Linked DNA regions of Homo sapiens: region 2 is linked to region 1. A link is an interaction called in ENCODE POLR2A ChIA-PET data of the cell type or tissue named here. Cell type or tissue: K562. All regions are shown on one strand.

Evidence for each region. ChIA-PET counts read pairs that join two places held together with the same protein. Peaks named below come from ENCODE experiments on the same cell type or tissue, not always from the same donor. Only the 100,000 strongest peaks of a DNase experiment are listed, where the experiment ranks them.
Region 2: POLR2A ChIA-PET joins it to region 1 with 5 read pairs; 2 of 35 experiments call an interaction of 5 or more read pairs at or near these places.

What each region holds. Positions count from the first base shown.
Region 1 is chr17:44,276,899-44,281,898 of GRCh38, reverse strand. No RefSeq gene overlaps it. Among named protein-coding and RNA genes, the nearest start is that of SLC4A1, 11 kb to the right of the region's middle. RefSeq lists a cis regulatory region at 12-305 and an enhancer at 1,045-1,715. In K562, no CTCF peak of the experiment used is centred here; DNase peaks (open chromatin) are centred at 148 and 1,998.
Region 2 is chr17:43,136,419-43,141,418 of GRCh38, reverse strand. It overlaps NBR2 (neighbor of BRCA1 lncRNA 2), which reads right to left. Exons shown (of 8, transcript NR_138145.1): 5 at 3,059-3,263; 6 at 2,497-2,762. It also overlaps a transcript of BRCA1 not described here. Among named protein-coding and RNA genes, the nearest start is that of NBR2, 13 kb to the right of the region's middle. In K562, no CTCF peak of the experiment used is centred here; no DNase peak of the experiment used is centred here.

The DNA of each region.
Region 1 (5,000 bases):
TCGCACAACTAGTAAGACACCAGACCCTCTCAAAGCCATTGGCTTAACTGCTCCCCTACCTGCCCTGCCAAACACACACAGTGGGGGACACACCCATAGCCCTGGCCCTGTGACAGACCCTGCCATCAGCTGTCAGGTGGAGGCCCCAAACATCTGGCTTAGCAGATAGGACAGACCAAGAAGGGCTGGAGCTGCTCCCCAAGGGAGGCTTGGCCCTTTTCTGGGGGAACTATCTGTTCCCTCCTCCAGGACTAACACAGACAGAGTTTTTCCAGCAAGGAAGGGGCCCTCATGGGCTTGGATGGGAGGCCAGGACTGAGAAGAGGAGCTACCTGCCCTGAGGAAGGTTGGGTCAGCCATCGAGAGGCACCAGGAACCAGGGGATTTGTAGGGGAAAAAAGACAGGGGCAAGCCAGAGGGAAGATGGGAGCTGATCGCCCACAATGCCATCCTCACCCCCTTGGGTACACCAGCCGCTGCCTTGTCATACAGACATACCCTAGGACACGCAGGCATATTGGGCACAGATGCAAGAGAGACTTTCCCTTTACCTCCACCCACCCCCCTGCTCCCCCTTCCATTGTCCAGCCCAGGCCTAGCCAGGAGTATGGGTGGTCCAGTTACTTGCTGCTGTTTTGGGTTAATGTGGATTCACAGCTGCAGTGATTCTTTTTATTTATTTATTTATTTATTTATTTATTTATTTTCAGACGGACTCTTGCTCTGCCGCCCAGGCTGGAGTGCAGTGGTGCCATCTCAGCTCACTGTAATTTCCGCCTCCTGGGTTTAAGCAATTCTCCTGCCTCAGCCTCCAGAGTAGCTGGGATTACAGGTGTGTGCCACCACGCCCGGCTAATTTTTTTGTATTTTTAGTAAAGACTGGGTTTCACCATGTTGGCCAGGCTGGTTTCGAACTCCCGACTTCAAGTGACCTGCCCACCTCAGCCTCCCAAAGTGCTAGGATTACAGGTGTGAGCCACTGCAACTGGCCCGTGATTCATATTTTAACAGTGTTTGGTTGGCTTTAAATAAAGTGCATAGCAGGGGTGGGGGAACCCCTCCTTAATGCTGGGGTTCCTTTCACACAGCCAGTGTTGTCCAGGGGAGCCCAAGTGCACCCTTCTAGACACAGCGCCTCCCTACCCTGGCTCCAAGCATCAGGGGCCCTCTGATGGCACCTGGGATGCTGCCTGGGGCTGACCCTCGACCTCTACCTTTACCCCACAGCAGAGGAGGTTGTTCTGTGGTTCCGGGTATTTCAAAGGGTCACGCCTTGGTCGGGGCTGGGGCAGTGCAGAGGCAGCTTCCCCAGCAGTGACCACAGGCAGTCAGCCTCCATCACCCTTTGTTCTGAGCCACTGTGTGCCTGCTGCCCTGAAAGCAGAGGGTGACTGAGTCACAGGTGGGTCCTCAGGACCTAGCAGAAGGGGAGGCATGCATGGCGGAGGTCCGACGGGCTTCAGGAGAGAGGAGAGGAAGGCCAGTCGTCCACGCCAGGTCCAAGTCGAAGAAGGAGTGGAAGCTGGACTGCAGAGAGGCCTGAGCTCAATTTTAAAGTGAATGAAGCTAAGGGAGTGCGCAGAGACAGGACCAGTAGGGCAGGCTGGGGACGGAGAGCAAGTTCACAGCAGGGGCCAGGTCAGAAGGAGGAACTTGAACTTTATCCTGAGGCCACATGGAACAGCTGGAAGGGTCAGAAGTGGGAGGGAGCCAGGAGTGCAGGGTCAGGGGAAGGAAGAGGGGGCCGCCGGCCATAGGTCCTCCTCCACAGGGCTCCCCAGCATAGATTCCCCCCAGACATAGGATAGGTACTCTCCCTACGCGGGTCTCACGCCCTGCAGGTTCTCTGCACCTGCATGCAGGCCCTTCCAGGCGCCCCCCTACGCCAGGCCTGCGTCCCGGCCACCTAAGCCTGAGTAGACAGAGCTGAGGTCTTCAGCCACCGACTTCAATGACGTAGTGAATCAGGGCTGGGAACCAAGGCCGTCCCCGCCCTACCCAGCCAGCCCTACAGGCCAAGGTCAGTCTTAGTCGGCTGTGGTTTCCGGTCTGCTGCTGCCCCGCCAGAGCCTGGCTCCCTCCAGCTGGTTTGACCTCAAAATCTCACCGACTGAGAAGAGCCATTTCCTGGAGAGTTTCCCCTCCCTACCCCCATCCCAAGTTTCAGTGTGTGAATCCCCAGTCCCAATCCAGCTCTGCTGCTTATGAGCTGTGTGACCTCGGGGAATTTACTTCACCTCTCTGTACCCTACTTTCTTCAAGTTTTAGGAAGATTGAGTACAGGCTGACAGTAAAGACAGCACCCCTTATTGAGGATGGTCTTTGTGATGTGTGATTAAGTCTTTTGTATGGATGAGGAAGTTGAGGGTCAGATGTTGCTAGTTGGGGAGAGCCCAGATTTCAGCCTCTCATCCTGGGCTGGGGCTTTTTCCAAGACTAAACTCTCCTTATTTATTTTTTATTTTATTTTTATTTTTTTGAGATGGAGTTTCACTCTCATCGCCCAGGCTGCAGTGCAATGGTGCAACCTTGGCTCACCGCAACCTCTGCCTCCCAGGTTTAAGCGATTCTCCTGCCTCAGTCTCCCGAGTAGCTGGGATTGCAGGTGCCTGCCACCGAGCCTAGCTAATTTTTGTATTTTAGTAGAGACAGGATTTTGCGATGTTAGCCATGCTGGTCTCAAGCTCCTGACCTCAGGTGATCCACTCGCCTTAGCCTCCAAAAATGCTGGGATTACAGGCATGAGTCACTGCGTCTAGCCTCCTTTTTTTTATTTTAATTTTTGTGGGTACATAGTAATTGTATATATTTATGGGGTACATGTAAGGGGTACATGAGGTGTTTTGACACAGGCATGCAATGTGAAATAAGCACATCATGGAGAATGGGGTATCCATCCCCTCAAGCATCTAAACACTCTTTGATGACCCTTGTGTGAGCTGGTGTTTTTGTTTTTGTTTTGAGACAAGGTCTTGCTCTGTCACCCAGGCCAGAGTGCAGTGGCATGATCATGGCTCACTGCACCCTAGACCTCCTGGGCCCAGGCGATCCTCCTGCCTCAGCCTCCTTAGTAGCTGGGACTACAGGCATGCACCACCCCACCTGGCTAATTTTTATATTTTTTTGTAGAAATGGGGTTTCACCATGTTGCCCAATCTGGTCTTAAACTCCTGGGCTCAAGCAATCCACCCGCCGGGGCCTCCCAAAGTGCTGGGCTGGGATTACAGGCATGAGCCACCATGCCCGACCGTGTGAGCAGGTGTTGAACGAATAAAGGAATAGTAACTGCTGGTTGACTTGGTCATTTTGAACCCCTGGGTCTCTGGAAACTTGTGAGCCATCTGAGGGCAGCTCTATCCACCCGTGGGCTGATTTTCACCCCTGGGGACAGAGACTAGACAGTGGGATTAGTAATGGTTAGAGGGTACCTAAAAGGATGGGAAGATGCAGGCCAGGATGGGAATTAGAGGTGACCTGGGAGGTCAGCACTACAGGGTACAGGAATGACGCTGTCAAATTTTCTCCATCAGAGGGTTCCACCCATCCTTCAAGGTGTCTCTTCCTTGAAGCCTTCCCTGACCACTTCATTCTCTTGTTTAATAATTCCTGGGACATGAGAAGCTACAGCTCAGCCCCTGTGAGCTGACTGTACCCTGTGACTGCATGTGACACAGTCTGACCATTATGCAGCATCAAATCATTTCTGGAGAGCTTGCCAATACATTAGCTCACTTAACCCTCTTAACAGCCCTGGGACGGAGGAGTTACGTGTTTATCACCTCGGTTCTAAGGTCCAGAGAAGTTTGAATGTCTTGCTCACAGGAGCATTGGCTGAGACTCAAGTTTAGGCTCCCTGGTTCCAAATCACATACATTCTGTTCATTACAGCACTTTACCTGAGGTTGAGGCTGCCTCTGCGTTCTGGGTGCTTACTTAAAACTCGAAGTTTCCTAGCAGCCAAGGTAAAAAGGGAAACCTGATGACTTAGATGGCCCTTCTCTGTCTGAAATAAAGAAACCTATCAGTTCATCTGGAGTTTCAGACAGTATCCGGTACTTACTTCCAGCAGGATTGATTTCATGGATTCTGTGTGACATCCTCACCCATTGATTTGCAGGAAGGTATTATGTTGATCCCATTAGAGGCTATAGGAATGATATTAGTGAGAACTTGGGGTGGAATTTCCCGGGGAAATTGCACTAAGAGATTCCAGGTGATTGCCTCCTGCCTTCTTTTCTTTTCTTTTTTTTTTTTTTTTAATAGAGATGGGGGTCTCCCTATGTTGTCCAGGTTGGTCTCGAACTCCTGAGCTCAAGGAATCCTGCTGCCTCAGCCTCCCAAAGTGCTGGGAATTACAGGCATGAGCCACCGCACCCAGCCATGTTTCCTGGCATCTAACTTGATCCAGGGTGCAGCTGAGACATCAGGGGAGCCAGCATGTGAAGTGGAAAGAGTTGAAAGAGTGCTGGAGCCACAGAGAGCAAGGTTCAAATCTTGGCCCTACTGCCAACTGTCCTTAGGCAAGTTATTTAATTTCTCTGAGTCTCATTTTCCCCACTTGTTAAGATGGGAACGAGAATGCATTCTCAAATCATTATTGTGGGGAGTCGTTCAATCATTCATTCAGTAAAAATGTAGAGCCCGCCTTTGCCAGGCTCTGTGCCTAGGCACTGGCGACATGACTACAGACAAGGATGGCAAAGGACCTGCCCCCATGAAGCTTATGTTCTAGAGGCAGCAATAGATCATAATAAACAAATAATTAAATAAGAAACTGTCAGCCGGGCACGGTGGCTCATGCCTGTAATCCTAGCACTTTGGGAGGCCGAGGCAGGTGGATCACAAGATCAGGAGTTCGAGACCAGCCTGGCTAATATGGTGAAACCCCGTCTCTACTAAAAATACAAAAATTAGCCAGGTGTGGTGGGGGCTGCCTGTAGTCCCAGCTACTCAGGAGGCTGAGGCAGGAGAATCACTTGAACCTGGGAGATGAAGGTTGC
Region 2 (5,000 bases), 1.1 Mb after region 1:
GCTCACTGCAGCCTCAAGCTCTAGGGCTCAAAAGATCCTCCTGCCTCAGCCTCCAGAGTAGCTGGGGGTCTACAGGCATGCACCACCATGCCTGGCTACAATTCTTATTATTCCCCAATGCTACCCCAACCATATTTCTAAAAACTCCCAAAGTAAGATTCTATTTTGCCCAGTTTGTCCTCAATTGAGCAGTTTTGTCTGAGCCCAGAGTTTCTGCTGGGCCAGCCTGTGGATGAGCTGTCTCTCCCAGGCCGGTGCCCATCCCTGCCAGTAGCCTGGGAGGGGGAGGGGTGCCCAGGGTCAGGTGGAACAAAACATGACTGCCTAGGGCTGCCTCTGTCTCCATCTCACTGACGGCAAACCATAGCTCAGAGGGCCAGCTCTTAAGTGAGACCTGAGTGCCACAGAAAGGTGGACACAAGGCCAACAGCTACTAAATGAAAGAAAATTCTGATTCCAATGAAATCTGCCAGAGAAATAAAGCATTTTTTAAAGGATGATGAAATAAGGCGATGTCTGATTAGGGCAAACATGATGCAGACAGGAAATGCAGCAGTTCAGAGGAGGGAAGGTCAGGCCGCCTGGGGAGAGTCCATGAAAAAGATGGAACATGCCAGACGTTGTGCCTGGCGCTGGGAAAGAGTTGACTAGGACAGCATCCCTTTCCTCAAAGGGCTCCTAGACTAGGGAGAGGGCCGGACATCTGAATACATCCTGAGGAGACAGTGTGGGACAGCATGCTGGCAGTGGAGCCAGCCGTGGTTCTGCTCTTGGTCGGCTGGAAAGGAGTAGATATAAGGGATGGCTTAGAAGAAGGGAAGTGGAAGAAAAGTTTTCTGAGCAGAAAAGAGGAAGGAAAGGCCTTCTAGACAGGACACTACAAAGGCAGAGAAGCCCTAAGCAGAGTGAGCACCAGACTCCACAGGTTAAGGGCTCAGTCACACAGGACCGCCCTCACGTCAGACCCCAGGTGCAAGGCCAAGCATCACCTATGCATCTGACCAACTGGCTATAAATTGGAGGTCCCCACAACTCCCTCCTCAGGTTTGACCATTTGCTAGAACAGCTCACAAAACCCAGGAAAATAGTTTACTTACTATTGCTGATTTATTACAAAGGATATTTTAAAGGATACAAATGAACAGCCAGATGAAGAGATACACAGGGTGAGGTCTGGAAGGGTCCTTGTGGAGTTGGGGTGCACCATCCTCCCGGCACATGGATGTGTTCGCCAACCCAGCAGCTCTCCATGTCCTGTCTTTCAAGGATTTTTCTGGAGGCTTTGTCACGCAGGCATGATCGAGCTCCAGCTCTGCTCCCCACCCCAGAGGATGGGGAATGGGGCTGAAAGCACTAAGCTTCCAACCATAGTTAGGTATTTTTGGTGACCAGTCCCCAAATAAGGAGCCCACCAAGAGTCACCTCATGAGAACAAAGGACGCTCCTATCATGCAGAAAATTCCAAGGGATTTAGGAATCCTTGTGTCAGGAACCAAGGTGAAGGACCAAACGTTAGAACAAAAGATGTGCAATCATAAAAAAGAACAAGATCATCTCTTTTGTAGGAACACAGATGGATCTTGAGGCCATTATCCTCAGCAAACTAAGAAAGGAACAGAAAACCAAACACCACACGTTCTCACTTATAAGTGGGAGCTAAATGATGAGAACTCATAAACACAAAGAAGGGAACAACAGACACTGGGCCCTACCTGAGGGTGAAGGGTGGGAGGAGGGAGAGGAGCCAAAAAAACTACTGGGTACTGGCCAGGCACGGTGGCTCACGCCTGTAATCCCAGCACTTTGGGAGGCCGAGGTGGGTGGATCGCAAGGTCAGGAGTTCGAGACCAGCCTGGCCAAGATGGTGAAACCCCATCTCTACTAAACATAAAAAATTAGCTGGACGTGGTGGCAGGCACCTGCAGTCCCAGCTACTCAGGAGGCTGAGGCAGAAGAATGGCGTAAACCTGGGAGGCGGAAGTTGCAGTGAGCCGAGATCGTGCCTCTAGCCTGGGCAACAGAGCGAGACTCTATCTCAAAAAAAAAAAAGAAAAAAACTATCGGGTATTAGGCCTAGTGCCTGGGTGACGAAATAATCTGTACAACAAACCCATGTGACACAAGTTTAGCTATATAACAAACGTTCACATGTATCCCCTAATCTAAAATAAAAGTTAAAAAAAAAAAAAAGGAAAAAACACCTGGGAGAAAAGAAAAATGATAAATTTAAAAAAAAAAAAAGACAATGCTCCTAGCACCCCCATCTTTCAGGAATTTCCAAGGGTTTTAGGAGCTTTGTGTTAGGAACCGGGGGCAGAGACCAAATGTATATTTCTTCTTACGTTACACTACCCCAGATAGGAAAACAGAAATTACTCTAGATATTTCAAACAAAAAGGGGTTGTATATAGGCAATTAGTGCTTTTCATTGGAGGGGCTAGAGGTGGTGAAGGTTGTGGGGAGGGGGTTGTACCACTGGCTTTCAGGCTACTTTACCACAGCTGATTTCCAGAGGATGGAAGAAGTCAGGAAACTTGGGACACCGCTGCTGAGGTCCTTGCAGCCCCACGGTCCCCAGGCTGGTGACTGGTGGGGGAGTATGGAGTCCAGCTGACCACCAGAGCCTGCACGCCTGCTGCTACAGGGGAGGAAAGGATGACTTCTACCTCCTTTCCACATTCCAAATTCCACGTGACTACCTTTTATTGGCAGCACCCTGCTGGCAAGGGAGCCTTGATGTGTGCTTCCTGGGCTTCCAGCACCTGCACAGAAAGGGGTGAAATGAATGTCATGAGCAGCCACCACTCTGCAGCACAACTCCACATCCAGGCATGGTGGGGAGCCCTACTTATACTTGGAGGTGTCCTGGCACCCTACCCACTTTTGGTAGGTGTTTGGGTGTCCGAGGCTTTGCAAAAGAAGAAGGCATGGAGTCTACGGTGGAGTCACATGGTGGAGACCTAGCTAAGTCAGAGGCCTGGAGAGGTGTCATTCTAGCTGGGCAGCAGGTGACACACAACCATGCCCTGAGTTGATTGGAGAAACACCTGGGACCGACCTGGAGTTTGTTCTGGAATGTTTTCACTGGAATGAAAGCTGAGCGGTCCGCAGGCCATATAGTATCGGAGAAAACATAGCTCTCATTGAAAAAGGCTGCCAGAGAAAATGTGCCCGCAGGGAAGTTCAGGGGTTTTGTTTGTTTGGGTTTTTTCTCTTTTGCTTTTTTTTCCTTTTGAGATGGAGTTTCGCTCTTGTTGCCCAGTCTGGAATGCAATGGCACAATCTCAGCTCACTGCATCCTCTGCCTCCTGCGTTCAGGCAATTCTGCCTCAGCCTCCCTAGTAGCTGGAATTACAGGCATGCACCACCATGCCCGGCTAATTTTTGTATTTTTAGTAGAGACAGGGTTTCACCATGCTGGTCAGACTGGTCTCAAACTCCTGACCTCAGGTGATCCACCCGCCCCAGCCTCCCAAAGGGCTGGGATTACAGGTGCGAGACACCGCGCCCGGCCTATTTTGGGTTTTTGTTTTGTTTTGTTTTGGAGATGGTCTTACTCTGTCACCCAGGCTGGAGTGCAGTAGCATGATCTTGGTTCACTGCAACCTCTGCCTTCCAGGTTCAAATGATTCTCCTGCCTCAGCCTCCTGAATAGCTGGGAATACAGGTGCTCACCACCATGCCCGGCTAATTTTTATATTTTTTTGTAAAAACAGTTTCACCATGTTAGCCAGGCTGGTCTTGAACTGACCTCAAGTGATCCGCTCACCTTGACCTCCCAAAGTGCTGGGATTAAAGGCATGAGCCACTGTGCCCCGCCAGGAAATTCAGGTTCTGAAAATACACCTGTGGATCTCGAGCCTTGAACATCCTTGTATGCTGCTTTAAATGGCTGATCCTCAATGCCTCCCTTCCAACTCACACGCTCGCTCCCCTACATCAATCTCCCAGAAAAAGGGACCTCTTTTATTCTTTTTTTTTTTTTAATTATTATTATACTTTAAGGTCTAGGGTACATGTGCACAACGTGCAGGTTTGTTACATAGGTATACACGTGTCATGTTGGTGTGCTGCACCTGTTAACTCGTCATTTACATTAAGGATATCTCCTAATGCTATCCCTCCCCCCTCCCCCCACCCCACAATAGGCTCTGGTGTGTGATGTTCCCCACCCTGTGTCCAAGTGTCCTCATTGTTCAGTTCCCACCTATGAGAACATGTGGTGTTTGGTTTTCTGTCCTTGCGATAGTTTGCTCAGAATGATGGTTTCCAGCTTCATCCATGTCCCTACAAAGGACATGAACTCATCATTTTTTAGGACTGCATAGTATATTATGGTGTATATGTGCCACATTTTCTTAATCCAGTCTATCATTGATGGACATTTGGGTTGGTTCCAAGTCTTTGCTATTGTGAATAGTGCCGCAATGAACATACGTGTGCATTTGTCTTTATAGCAGCATGATTTATAATCCTTTGGATATATGCCCAGTAATGGGATCGCTGGGTCAAATGGTATTTCTAGTTCTAGATCCTTGAGGAATCACCACACTGTTTTCCACAATGGTTGAACTAGTTTACAGTCCCACCAATGGCGTAAAAGCGTTCCTATTTCTCCACATCCTCTCCAGCACCTGTTGTTTCCTTTTTAATGACTGACATTCTAACTGGTGTGAGATGGTATCTCATTGTGGTTTTGATTTGCATGTCTCTGATGGCCAGTGATGATGAGCATTTTTCCATGTGTCTGTTGGCTGCATAAATGTCTTCTTTTGAGAAGTGTCTGCTCATATCCTTTGCCCACTTTTTGATGGGGTTGTTTGATTTTTTATTGTAAATTTGTTTAAGTTCTTTGTAGATTCTGGATATTAGCCCTTTGTCAGATGGGTAGATTGTAAAAATTTTCTCCCATTCTGTGGTTGCCTGTTCACTCTGATGGTAGTTTCTTTTGCTGTGCAGAAGCTCTTTAGTTTAATTAGATTCCATTTGTCAATTTTGGC